2 separate regions of the Homo sapiens genome follow, and region 1 is linked to region 2. The links are chromatin contacts, found by Hi-C or POLR2A ChIA-PET in ENCODE. All regions are on one chromosome and are shown on one strand. The core of a region is the stretch at or near the end of the contact, and the rest is flanking DNA. Distances in the headings are between cores, read along the strand shown.

What was found. Hi-C counts contacts between places; a loop is a spot of excess contacts on that map. ChIA-PET counts read pairs that join two places held with the same protein, here RNA polymerase II (POLR2A). Pooled maps may share reads with other maps.
Region 1: a loop to region 2 is called in a pooled map, with 2.4 times the contacts of the local background. The contact joins the promoter of LRRTM3 here to the enhancer-like site in region 2. A Hi-C loop is called at or near these places in 2 of 168 maps with a recorded cell type or tissue (Caco-2 and mammary epithelial cell), 1 of 37 single-sample maps with no recorded cell type and 5 of 50 pooled maps. POLR2A ChIA-PET finds 5 or more read pairs at or near these places in 1 of 52 experiments (PC-3).

The regions. Positions count from the first base shown.
Region 1 is chr10:66,924,592-66,931,641 of GRCh38, reverse strand. LRRTM3 (leucine rich repeat transmembrane neuronal 3) reads right to left here and starts at 5,606. Exons shown (of 3, transcript NM_178011.5): 1 at 5,055-5,606; 2 at 3,190-4,721. The coding sequence starts at 5,058. All of the region lies in intron 7 of CTNNA3 (catenin alpha 3), which reads left to right. The region is part of intron 3 of LOC101928961 (a long non-coding RNA gene); the gene reads left to right. RefSeq lists a silencer at 5,634-5,743 and an enhancer at 5,363-6,219.
Region 2 is chr10:65,337,041-65,344,647 of GRCh38, reverse strand. No RefSeq gene overlaps it. Among named protein-coding and RNA genes, the nearest start is that of LINC01515, 230 kb to the left of the region's middle. Within about 2 kb of position 3,012, at least 2 of the 41 ENCODE cell types and tissues checked have a DNase peak (open chromatin) inside an H3K27ac peak, as active enhancers do; they include PC-3, where a contact is called at or near this core.

The sequences.
Region 1 (7,050 bases), core at 4,357-6,856, 1.6 Mb before region 2:
AAAACATGTTGTAAACCACGTTTACATAAGGATTCAGGATAAAAAGCTAAAATGTGTGAATAGCTGTGGTTAGTCTAACCAGACACTAGAGGTCACTGCTGCTCCATAGAAAGACAATTTACTGCCTGTCTACTTAGGTAGTTCACTCACCAAATCAAGTAAAAAATTGTTTAAATTCTTTGAAAAGATGTAATGTCAACGTCCTTGGAAAATACAAACTCATTTCAATGCAATATATCTTGCATAAGTATTGCTTACAAGACTGTGGCACTGGGACTATTTAACTACATGCTGTGGTAGCACTATGTGTACTGGGGTTAATAAAAATGGAAAAAAACTCACATGAAGTTTAGAGACTAAATCCCATTTCTTCTCTGTTTTGGTAAAGCAAAGTATTCTGTGTTCTGTTGTATAGTTCAACAGGTCAGGCTTTTTTTTTTTTTTTTTTTAACTGTTGTCACCTTTGAGGGAAGTCCAATATTTTATGTAAATACGTACTAGAAAAATAAATATCAATCACATTTCTCTAATCTGCATGAACTTGAAATACTTATACAAATAGATTTATGATATGTAGTCCAGAAAGTACCATGGGATGGAGGTGAGGCAACAACTTTTGAGCAGGAGACTGGCAGTTGGCGTTTTAAAATTTACAGTGGTAAACTAGTTATTAAATCTACAAGAATTATATATCTGTGCTCAGAAGATACTGAGAATTACAGAAGATTCATTCTCAAAGAGTGAGGAGAAAGAAAGAACTTTTTTCCCATAATTTCATGTCCCAAATCAAAATGAGTTTTACCACCTAAGGGATTTTATTTTCGTTCTTATCTATTATTATGTTTATTAGTAAAGTTAGGCATTAAAAAGTGACAGCTTTCAAAATATTGGTGATTCATTTAGTGTTATATCATATTTTATATTCCAAGTAGCTTTGAATTTTAGGAATGCTTTTCAATACAGCAAGCATATTTTATATATACTAGTAGCACCATGGCATTGAGAATTTGCAATAATTCAAAAATATAAGTATTCCTTGCCTAAATATATTTGGTATCCATCACAAGTAAGGCAGAAGGTTAAGTGAAAAAGAATAGAAATGGGGTTCTTCACTTTAAGACTGCATTTCATTAATACAAACATCTTTAGTACAGATAAAAATGAGGCTAGCCAAAGAAAATTTCTTTTTAAGATGGAATATGTATTTACTGATGCTTTATGAAAAATGTAAAGTTACAACTTCAGTAAAAAAATCACAATAAGCTCAGTCATCCAGTAAGCTGTGAGGAAGTATCTGCATTATTAATCCATTGGAAATATGTGACTTTTTGTCATGAATACATGTATATTCAACAATTATTCATGGGTAAACATTGTAACTAAGATGTTTTTCTGAAGTGGCATCTATTGTAAGATTTAATCAATATCAAAGTACCTTGAGAAATCCACTTTAACTATTTCTTTTTCTTTATTGCTTATAAAAGTATGATTTTAATGATCTGGCATCCTTAAAATTTTATTTTATGGTGACTTGCCTAGATTTTTCCTCTCAGCATATGAAAAACCCCCAAACAATAAAAAAAAATTAGTAAAAATAGCCATTCACTTTTTCTTTGTTGCTGCAGTGATTCTGTTTTCAGAGAAGAGGGACATGGTTAAAGATGTAGGGGTTGGCAAGCCAAATTAAATGAAACAGCCTCAATGTTGCAGTTCCTGATATTTGCTTCTATAATAGAACTGTTCATTTTGGAGGATGAAGGAGAATACAGACTAAATATATCTTTCTAAAAACCTTAATTGACTGTGGTTCAAGTTACTCAAATATGGAAGCTATGATATTCGTGCTGCAGTCAATAAACTTTCACCAATGACATAAAAACATGCATGCAGCTTGCAGATTGCCAACAGGGTCTGTACAGAACTGTACTGATGGATGAGTTCACAATACAGATGAACGCAGGGACATTGTAATGTCAGCAATAGAAAAGCAACAGAGAACTGTCATAGTGTTGGTCTTTTTTCCTCTAAGATTCGTTTTATACATTTATTAAGGTGTTATCAAAGTCGTCCTTTTCAATGAGGCTGTGGGTGGAAGGCACGTCTTGGAATGTGTTCTCTTTACACATCTGAATGAAGTGTCTGTCATTAGGGGACTGGTGTGTGCAGGACATGTAATGGAACACAACAGGGCAGCCTGACAAATTCTGAACAGAACAGGACAGAGCTAAGGATTCTACTAACTACATTAGGGTCTTCGAAAAAACTGGAAAGAGAAATTCTGGTAAGCTCTCAACCACATGCCTGTAGCAAGCTGCTTTCCCATTCGCGAACCTTATCTGAAAACTCCCTAACTAATGTGAGGTGTGGTGGAGAAATCTGGCTTCTCAATGCTGTTTCATTTATTTATTTATGAAACATACAGGCTAGAAGAAATTGGCAGTGAAACCTCTAGTCTGATTTTACAGAGATGGGTTTCAGAGACAAGGCTGAGTCGAAAACTTTACATTTTTGTCATCTCCTCACATTTTGCAGTTGTCTGCTTGCAGTATTTTAACCCTTCATCACTTTGTCCCTGTGCTTGCCTTACTGTAATTCAGACACCTCTGGAAACTGCTCAGGGTGCTGCTTTAACCTAGCACCATCTTTTGATAGTTTCCTGCAATTTTCTTTTCTAAGTCAGGCATTGGTTTAAAGGCTCTGCCTGTCTGTAAAATGTTCCCATAACTGAGTCATCTCCAAGAATCAGCTCAAGCTCCGAGCACCTGGAATCATTCACCTCTTTCCTTGATTTGCCAGTGAGGTGCAAACCTTCTATAACTGTAGATTTGGTCCCACCAGGAGGCTAACAGCGAATGTGGGGGATTACTTATGAAAGAAGTTTTATCTTAAAACAAATGCGACATTAATGGAATCAGTAAAGGGTCTTATACAATAGGTATTATATTAAACCGGAGTTCAAGCTTCACATTGATTGTGGTATTTAAATTTCAATGGGTTGATTATGTATGAGAGGAAAATGACCAGTATTATGAATGCACTAAAACGGACAAGGAAGGATCTTGCCAGCAAAGTGAGAGGGAGAGGGAAGGGGAGGGGGGGCATCGCGTTCCCTTGATAGTCACCAGAGTTCAATAAAGCACCACTTATTTCCCAGCTTTTAAGAGCTCTTTTTATCACAATGGTTCATACCTCACACTCCCTGGAGCCCGATTTGTTATAGGTGCAGGGTCCCGTCCCATTCAGCAGCATCTCGCTGGTCTCCGTGTTGGTGGGTTTATAATCTACATAAAATTCCTGGGTGCTGGGAGTCATTTGCTTTAGGGACTGTCTTTTCTTTTTCCTGTGCCTTCGCATGAGGGAGCGCTGCTGCAGCTGCTTCATGCTCGCAGGGTACCGCTTCCATGACACGTAGATAACCAGCAGGATGACGAGCACGGACAGGAAAAGCGCCACGCTGCCCGCGATGATTTTATGGAAAGAGATGTGCTCGGCGTCAGCATCGGTCTCTGGGCCGGGCTCTGTGGCTCCCACCGTCGGGGGCAAAGGGGGTTTGCTCTCATGCTTCGGCCTGGGGAGCTTGGGCTTAAACGTCGGCTTTGGGAGAGCCCTGGCCAGATCAAACCTCTCTGTAGTACTTTTGCCACAGATGCTGTAGTTCTTCACTGCATCGATCACATTTACTCCTTGCAGCTCTTTGGGACTGGCACAGATAATTGTATTCTCCCTTAGACCTTTAAAACTTTTCAGCCAGTTTACAAGGGAGCAAATATTTCTGCTGCATTCCCATATATTCCCAGCAAGACTGATGTCATTGAGGGATATCCAAGAATCCAAAATCTCTTGACCAATAAATGTGAGCTTGTTGGAATCCAGGTTGAGGCGCTGCAGATTCGGGACACACTGGAAAACACTGGGTCCACTGAAAGCTTCGATCTCATTGCCTGATAAATCAAGCCTTTGTAAGGAGCTCCAGGTCCAGGACATGGTCTGTCCTATGACACTGATTTTATTCCACTGCAAGTAAAGGTTCTGAAGGCTGACCAACCTTGGAAAAAGGGCCAGGTTGAGCTTGGAAAATTGATTGTGCTCCAGGTGAAGTTCTTTGAGTCTGATCATGCCAGCAAAGACATTCCTGGCTAAACTTCGGATCCGGTTATATCCCAGGTCCAAAAGTTCCAGGTTGCGGCAGTCTTGGAATATTCGCACAGGGATGGTTCTCAGGGAGTTAGACCGTAAATGTAAACTCAGCAGCTTCCGCAAGCCCCGAAACTGTTCAGATCCCAGAGAATGCAGCTGATTATAGGACAGATCCAAGTTCCGTAAATTTGTCACAGGTCTGAAGGTATTGTTAAGAAAATAGGAGATTCTATTGGAACTAAGAATCAGCTCTTTGAGTCTGCGTATTCCATTAAAAGCATTTTCGTCAATATTGCTGATATGGTTATGGTCAAGGTATAGCCAGGTGAGCTGGTTGAGCCCTTTAAATTGATTATACTTAAGTTTTTGAAGGCTGTTATAGCGAAGGGACAAACCTAAGCAACCAGCAGATATACTTGAGGGTATCTCCTGTAATTTCTGAGATTCACAATATACCATTTTGCCTTCACACCTACAGCCCTTAGGGCATCCTCGTTCGGCAGAAGAAAGCATTGTCAGTAAGACAGTGGGGGCTATAACCAGTGCTACAGCTGATCCGCTCAGTAGCCTAATTACATTGAAACCTGGAAATAAAAACAACTTAGAAAAGTTATCCCCCCAAAAAAGAATTAATCCTTAATCAAGCAAAAATAGGCATATATTTTTCATTTTTAAAAATTTAAATCTAAATAACACTTAACATCACATATTATCTCTTTGTAATTAAAGAGAATTGTCTTTAGTGTTTTGTTTTTTTAAATAGTTAAACAAGGAAACATGCCACTAAGCAAATAAATTCATAGTCTTAGAGCAGAGCAAGGTAATCTCTAAAATAATTAAGGCAGAATTATTACACACACTAGAGGTTTTTTGTTTTTTGTTTTTAAGAAGGAAAGAAGAAAAATGACAAAACATACCCATCCTTTGTATTGTTCAAAGGTCGTCCTTAGGTCTTTTGCTTTGGCTTAGGGGCCAGTTGCATGACAGCCCCTGTCAGCTGCACTGTAGTGAGTCAGGGCTCGCTGACACCCAGGAAGAAAAATTGGACCCCTTGGGAGATGGACCGATTTTGGAACATTATTCTTTGCCAGCCACGCAGAACACTCCAAGAACAAATAAATCCCAACACCGCATTCGCAGCAAAACATCAAAATCTTCCTAGGTAATAGGATCTTCATGGATATTACGTTTTTGCATCTTTACAGTTTTTTGGGGGGTGGGGAGGGGGCGGTTAAAAAAAAAACTGGATCCTACAATTTCTTCTTATCGAAAAACATGATGTATTCTTCCAGGCAATTTGGGGCTACCTGAGCTGCCACATCTGTATTCCATACCCCAGCAGTTCCCGTGATGAGCACCCAGTTCAGCCACAGAGCTGCGTTGGAGCCCAGAAGGCAGGAGAGCCCCGTACCGCGCACACGCTCAGCTCACTTCTGCAGACTGTCATTCTGAAAGCTGCTCGGACTGTTGCTTTGGTTTCAGTGAATGCAGTCTTATGTAAAGCTGCCCCCAGTGGTGAAGAACATTATGGGCATGTGCAGAAATGTCTCTCTTTTATCTTGCAAATGAGCAGGCTCTCTGCTGGAAAATGAATGATTCTTTTGGGTGGCTCAGTAGGAACTGAATGGTCACCGTGATCAATAACTAGCAACATTTTCTGTGATTTCCAAGTCTTGTTTTACAATTTGGCAACGTCTTTATTGTCTGTGTCCACTTAATTGCTAAACATGTGCTGCCCAGAGTTTTTCTGGAGCTTGACATTAAGTTCACAGACCGAACGTCAATTTTTCTTAACCTCAACGCAGGCTTTAAACTGAAATTTATAAAATGAATTATTGAGCTTTTCACAGAGAAGCATTAACTGCCTGCCCATTTGACCTCTTGGAGTCACAGTGATTATATTATGCAAGGTGTCTCAGGATGTTAGAACACAAACATTTTGGAATAGAGGGGATGACTGATGACAAGTGAATTAATGTGTCCAATAGCCTTTCCGGTTTTCTCACAGACGATATAATTGATTTTATGGCTATAGTTTCGTTTGTTGTTTTGGTTGTTGTAATTCTCTTTTAATTAGAAGGGAAATAAACCATTTTTAGTGTTAGGATACGAATCAAGAGATCATTTGGTTCATACTTTATTGATGTTGCTGCTATTTATTACACTAATAATATTTATGGAGCACTTTCTAAGTGCTTTAAATGGGCTACGTTGTTTTCTCTTTAAACAATAGTATGATGTGGGTCCTATTATAACCTCTCTTTTAAAGATGAGGAAACAGACTTGGGGAGGTAACTTTCTCAAGGTCATACAGCAAGCGAGTGCTAGAGCTGAGCTTCAGAAGCGAGTCATTCTTATGCCGAACCACTAACCACTAGATGATCCTGTTCAACAACATTGTTATCTTCATTTAAAAAAGAAGTCAGTGAAAATGAAGCCGATTAAAGGATTGGGGCAAGGAAGCTGTGATTAGCAAATTCTTGCTTGTTCTATTAGAATTGCCTAAATTTCTTTTGGTCTGAGGTTCCTAAAGAAGTATAAAAACTAAGGCAGCGTAGTTTAGTGATTAACAGCATAGATTTTGGCACCTAGATTCCAACTCCTGGCTACAATTTACCAGCTATGTAACCTTAAGCGCGTTACTTACCTTCCCTATGCCTCAGTTTTCTCATCTGCAAAACGGGCATAAAAACAAAAACTCACTTCATGTTTTGAGAATTAAGTCATTTTAATATCTGTATGTTACTTAGAACAGTGTGTTGCATGCAATAAGCCTGTGTAAGATATTTGAATAATATTAACTTTATTTGTACTTGCTAGGATTACGTACTGAATATTGACTATACTGACCTTCATTAACTCACAAAGAACAACTTTAGTGAGCATTTTTAAATATTGTACATGGTGGATTTC
Region 2 (7,607 bases), core at 1,763-4,262:
CTGTAACCTCTGCCTCCCAGATTCAAGCAATTCTCCTGCCTCAGACTCCTGAGTAGCTGGGAGTACAGACAGGCACGTGCCACCATGCCTAGCTAATTTTTGTATTTTTTTTAGTAGATACGGAGTTTCACCATGTTGGCCAGGATGGTCTCAATCTCTTGACCTTGTGATCTGCCCACCTTGGCCTCCCAAAGTGCTGGGATTACAGGTGTGAGCCACCACACCCAGTCTACTGGATATTCTTAACAGTGTGACTTCAGTTGGCAGGTTTGAGTAATGTGGTATAGATCAACCTGAAGACTGAAATCAATTATGTGGACAATCAATCAATTAGTCAATCAATGAATCATGCCTACATAAGGGAACCATAAAAAAAACCTTGGACTCTGACATTTTAGGTGAGATTCTCTGGTTGGCAATAATTTGTGCATATTGGTACACATTATGCTGGGAGGGTAATGTTTCCTGATTCCTGGGGGAGGCCAATGGAAGGTCCATGTTTGGAAACCTCCTAGAATCTGCCCTATGAATCTCTTGTTTTGGCTGGTCTTTATCTGTATCCTTTCCTGTAATAAACCATAGAGTGAGTATAACTGCTTTCAGTGTGTGCAGTGGGTCTTTCTAGTGAATTCTTAAAAGTGAGAGTAGTTTTGGAAACTCTCTAAACTTGCAGTTGGTATCATAAGTTAGAGTTATCTTTCGAATTCTGCCCGCAAACTTGGTCGTTGGCCTAAACTCCTCATAACTTAAAATAGGCTACATGCCTTATAAATTATGTATTTTAATGTAAACCATCCATGAAATCAGTACGACAATTTCTCAATTATTGTTAATTTTTATCAATTATTTGTGTGATGTATTTGGACATGGCTATCGCTATCCTGATAATATCCTGTTTGAGCTATGCTTTGGTATATGGAACTACACTAAGCTTTTTAAAAGACCGTCATTAAATTAATATTCATTGTATGACTTTAATTTAAAAAATATAGAATTCTGTTAATATCAACAATATTATTCATCATAATCTATCTTTTCTCAACTTCAGCAGAACTAGCAGCAATTGCATTAAAACTTTTCTAGCCCTTACAACATTGACCATGATTTTGTTAGTTCCACGTCTCTATCATCAACATTATCACATTCTATCACAAATGTTTATGGGACTGCCTGAAATATGCACCATGTGATGTGCGATGTAAGGCTTAAAATTAAGGCCCAATATTATGTGCTGCCTCAACATTTAGTGAAATCCGCAGGGCCATGAATGGCCTAACCATAAAACCCCGACTCTATATTCATGCTCCGGTTTTCTAGCAAAACACCATAGTTCCCACTTATACCTGAGCAATAGTTCTAGTTTTTTGCCAACCTAGAGATTTATTCATACAAGTCAATTACATTCTTCTGTATAAACCAGGATGCACTTTATTGTGTTGATACTACAAATTTGCCTCCCAAAGCTCTGTTTTACAACTGTGTTCCTGATTGAAACCCCTATGGATATATGTGACTAATAAGCTGCTATCAATCTCATCTATCTATTTTCAATGGACTGTTTGACCATACCCACAACCCTAAGGTAGGGATCACTTCCTCACTAAAAGGATGAATAGGAAGCAATTAAAGCAATACTGTCAGTTAGATTTTAAATATCATATTTGGACCTAAGTTTATTATCAGTATAATGAGGATCATAGTGAAAATTATAGAATTAATAGGGCTAAATATTTATTAGAATTGTGTGCAACATAGATTGAACAGTATATAAGCATTATCATTCACATTTAATAATTAAGCTGTTTCAATGCCCACAATGTGCAGGAATTCCACTGGTTTTAATAAACTGTCCCACTAAATAACAATAAAATTCAACTCTCACAGTAGAAAGAGATACTCAAACCATTGGTATTTTCCTGCCCCCCACAACCCCAAAATCCCTGTCCGCTACTCACATCCTTTTGCTGTTGCTTATAAACCCTCTTTATAAGAGTCCACTGTACCTGATTAATGCTCAATTTGTTCTTCATTACTGTACTGTCTATGACTTCATTCTCAGTCTTCCTTAAGGCAAGTCCTGTGTATGCTGCAGTTTGATTAGTGGTAATGACAGTGACTGCAAATGAATCTGTCTAATAACATAGGGCCATTGTCTGTGGGCACGCAAAAGGAAACTGAGAATTTTCTCTCTGATGTGATGGCATTATCATCATGAAAGACATTTCCTTTTCTTGTATCTGGGCTTACTCTGACTATGGAGATTAATGAGAACAGGTGTTAAAGAGCCATGGTAAGCTGACTGACTCACACACATGGGACAAAGGTGTGTAAGAGCCAGCTGTGGTACCTGAAAGGTGGACTTTTCCTAGCAGGAAAACCACCAATAAAAACCAACAGCAGACATAACTGGAACAGGATTCTATAAAACCCCTGTGTGGAGGCTCAGGGATTCAACATTAATTTCCAGGAGAGCCAGGGCAATGGATAGAGTGAGAGAAACTCTGAACATTTGAGAATATGACCAAAAATATAAAACACTTTAGCATCTTCACAATCAATACAGTCATCCTAGTGTATATAAACTAAACATCAATCTTGGTCATAATTACACTTTCCCTTTTTGAATTTTTTACCTATTACAACTTTTAGATAATTTTAATCCTTGTCATTAAATTACTAAAATTTAGAAAGTAGAATGAATCAAAACAATGAGGCTTTACTAGTATATGGAGATAGCTTACTGGACCCTAACAAAGTAAATTTGCTATTAAGAAAGATATCTCCAAAACTATGTTTCTAAAAGGGACTTCCAGGGTCAAGCTAGGTCAGCATTTTGGTAGGATTGATGCCAGAAAACACAGCTGCTACTGAAACATTTTTTCAGAAAAGGAAGTTCACCCTCTGAGTCATTTCAGATTAAATCTTCATCGCAGGCCTGTGTATGTGTTTTAAAGGAAGGTCTATAATCAGAGGTCCAATTGTTAGCAACTCTGGACATAATCTCAGGATAACAATTCAACCATTCAAATGCTCAAGGCTGAGAGTAAATACCACTTTTCTGTGGTTAAGAAAATAATAAATTCCGGAGGATCCACCACAGATAGCTCAATTACCCCATCAAGAGTTATCAACTACAGTCAGTTCTCCTCTGTGCTCTCTGGTGATAATGCACACAGCATCTGTTCCATTTTTCTCTTTGCGTTGCCACTTCTGGGTAATGTTATTGAAGCATCACCAATGGGTTAAACAAAAGCTGACACTTCAAGAGGAAGGAATGAAAAAGTTGCAGTGCTCGGAATAAGACTATTAAACCTGGGAGGAGTGAACCTATACCTGGAATAGAGAAAATGGAATGAGGTAGAACTGTTTTCACTTTGGAAATAGAGGCAAAGAAATATAAGTGAGTGGGAAACCTGGAAGGAGCCCAATTAAGAAAACAGTAGAGTTTCTCCTATCCCTCTGGTTAGTAATATAGATCTGGGAAGTCCCAGTGTGAGCAGACATCCTTGACTTTGTAGTCTTAAAATAAATGTGAAAGGAATTTTAAGAAGGGCATAAATTTTACAAGATTGCCATAATGCAGCTCTAATGGTTTACTGAGAATAGTGACAAAGTATAGATATGTTGCTATTTTATTTTAGAGAAATTCTGACCTAAACCTGAAGGAAATTTTTCACTAACAAAACGAAATACATTTATTGAATCTTAGGAGATAAGGTTCACATCTTTTAAACTTGGCTTAAGCCATGCTTCAGGCATTATTACATAGGACAGTAAGACTTTTAGTTTTTAACTTTTTGTTAACTAAGCATGGTCTCAGGTTTTACTATATTTTGTTTGGTTTGAATTGGGAAGTTCAGCACTGGAAGATATATGGAGCAGAATTATAATAATAATAACAAAGCAACAACAAACTACAATCACATTTTGCTCTAATCAGTTATACTGAGTCCATGCTATTAACTACCTCAAATTTGAAGTAGATGGAAAGAAATACAGGAAAGATAGGAAATACTGGATGCCTACCAAGTTCTCACAAAATCACCATAATTCTGGAATTGTTTTCACTATTCCACAAATGAAGAATTATGACTCATTTAAGTATTATTTTAAAGCTAACACAGCTAATAGATGCGTAAACTGGAATGCAAACATAGCACATATGATTTTATACCTTGTGTTCTTTCCACTAAATCTTACCACCTACTAAACAATTGTATTATCCATTCTATTATGTGAGCCTAATCAGCAGAAAATAGCATGTTCTCCTCAGTAAGCAACAGATAAAGAGAACCATGGCAGCCCTAAATAAAATAATAAAGGAAGCCATGGAAAGTTTTGATACGATAATTTATTGATATCACTGCTTCTCCTCCACTTCTTCTAATAAAGTTGCTACAGTTTCCAGACCATATGTGTCCCTTAGCCTCTGGGCAAATTGTAAGGTTACCAGAAGAAACTAAACACAATTCCTCTTCCTGCCATTGTGAATATCCAAGCTGAAGAAATGATGCTTGATGTGCCAGAAAGGAAGAAGGGAAATGTCAAGGCCTTTAAAGGATATAGACAGGAATAGAGAAAGGAGGAGAGTTTTCCCCAAGTGTCAAGATAGATTTGAGGAACACAGATTTTCCAAGATACGGAACTAGATTTATGCCTTCAAAAATGCTAAAGCAGATGGAAAATAAATAGAACTATTTTCATTCTTCAGGTGTCTTGAGTGCCACAGAACCCTTAATTATACAGACTTAGTTTGTGAGCATCTCAAGAGGAACCTATATGAAACAACGTGGAACCATGGGATGCTTTCTCAAATGGTCTTGCTTTGAAAAGCTCAAAAATAGGAATGGAGAGGGAACACCAATAGTGACAGATATGTACTTTTCTGCCAGTCCGATGGAAGAGGGACTCAATATTTATTTTATTTGTCTGAAAAAAAAATTTGTAAGTGATTGTTCCTTCATAGCTCTTTTTGCGGAGTGAGAATTATATTCGCTTACCTACGGTGAGAACGAACTGTCTTATAACCTAAGCTGTATAACTAAAACAGAAACGGAGAAACAAACAAAAACGAATCCCGAACTTGAAATGAAGGGAGTGCAATTTTGCCTTGGCTCTTTTAACTGGTTTAGAGCATTGAATTTATTACATAATCATTTTCCACTGTAGATTCTCATCTGTAAAGAGATAATTTGTATTAGGATGTCAGTATAGTTGCTTTCCAATATAATATGTGAGAAATGGAATAACCATACAATTATCAACTGAGAAATTTTTGAGAGTTAAAAGGAGTGCTAAAAACAATTAAAATTGTATATTTTTAAATACTTACTTAGCTGACAAATTAATTATATTAGAAGATTTAGAAATATTTTGTTTCAAAAATTATTTTCAAAATTACTTTTCCTAAAAATTAAAAATATTATTTATCTCTATATTAGAGAAAAGAATATTTGTATTGTTATTAAATATGTGAATATGAAAAATAACATTTATAGACAGTAATTTGTTTTCTAGCTGTATCTCTCTAAAATTCAATATCACTGGTCTTATTTTAATTTTTAAAGAATATGTGTTTTTTAATACGGATTTATTTTCAGGTTTTTCTTATAATTACCTGCAACTTTCTTTAAATTTTATTTTAAGGTTAATAATATTAAAAGTTTTTGCATGCTGAATTGATTTTCTCTGTGAATTAAGAAAATACTCTGTCAGTGCTGAAGTATCTCATAAGTTGAGAGAAAATTCTACTAACTGGAGTATATTTTTAATTCTATTTCTTTACATTAAAATTTGTAAATATTTAAGCCCAAACGCTGTTACAAGTACTTTTTTCATGCCTCAATACTGAATACCTACTTTGGCACACATTTTCACAGAAAAAATTCTCAAATATGTTTTCTGTTGCCATGATTTTTGAATATTTAACAGCATTTAACTGTTACAAAATTTTATAGTTTTGAAATGTATTTTCATACTGGGATAGAATATAAATTTACCCCATTAAAAACTGGACCTCACCAAAAATTCTTTCACAGGTTGCACTACCCAAGAAACAAGTATAGCCTTTCAAAAATTGTAATGTGTGCATCACTTGAGCTCCGCTGTTTTATTGCATTTTTGTCCTGCTTTTATACAGATAAACGTCAATATCTTGTTTGCAAGCACTTTTTAAGTTATTACAATTTGATAAACGTTTCAAAGCTAAAGTTTTTTGGTTCGCCATTCATTGAAAAATTTGGTTTAAGATTTCCAGAATGATAACAAAATGCAAATAAAAATTTTAAAACCCATCTAAGCAAAGTTAAATGGAATTGTAAATCATTCAGTTGGATTTACAAAAGACTATTTTAAAGGCTCAAACATGTTTTAAGTACAATTAATAACAGGCAGTAATTCAGTGTTGTCATGTTGAAGTATTTTCTCTATTCAACATAAGGTTTCTTAAAAACATTTTATAGTTCAGTGCTTCTCTGTATACTTATAAAAACATTTGTACCTTTTGAGAACTGTAATTTAAACTTGGATTAATAGAATATTGAGGCTTGATTGCAATCAATTTTAAATTACATGTGTATATGAAGCAAATTCAAGCACATTTCTGTGTTCTAGTTTTCTTAATTTTATGACACCATGATTCTTAACCCAACACAATGCTCCATTAAAATTTATGTTTGCATTTGAATCATAGAGTCAAGTAATTTTACTTTATTGGGACTTCTAATCTGAACTGACAGTAGTATTGACAATGATATAAGATGCTTCAAGTTTGATGGAAAGATTGCATTTTTTATATTTTATAAATTGAATTTGAAAAGCCAATTTTTATTGGAGTAAATAATTTTATTTTGAAGTTTCCAGTGACAGATACACATCTGGTGATGAAGTCAACACCTTAAGAGCTGGCAGATTAATATCAACAAATGTACAAAAAAAAAAAAAAACCCTTGTAATCTAAAATGAGAGAAAAGTGTTTATTTTTTTTTAAATAGGTCATGCTTCTTAAAATGAGGCATAAAGTCACGTTATTCATCTACAAGTGTGAAAGTGTAATCTTCAGGTTTCATCTTCTTTAAAAACCTACTTACCTTAGAAGCAGACAAAGAGGTGTCTTTAGCAGATTTGTGTCTTCTGGTTTTCATGTATTGGTAAAATCAATATTGTCCCCAAGGTGAGTAGTGAATGCCAACAAGCATTTTGTTCAGATTGTGTGTTTATCATCAACTTTTTGAGAAACTACAACCCATTCCATAATTTTTCATTAGACATGTACTTTCAGTTTTGTAGCTCATTGATTCAGACTGGTTTATTGTTAAACAAGCAAACAAAAAAGAATTACAAAACAAAGAAAACTCCATAAAATATTGCTTTCTGTAGCTCAAGTCTACTTCCTATCCCCATATTTCTAAACCTAGCTTACCTTTCCCACTTTCCCACTGATTCACTGATTAGCAGCCTGGATGCTTAGTGTATTTTCCAGATTGTAGCCTGAATTACACAAGCTCACTGGCTGGTAGCCTGAGTACAAGGCAGGGGCAGCATCATCATATACTTCCTCATCACTGAGAGCAGGAGTTAGCCGTCCCTAGCCATTTCTGTCTCAGAGC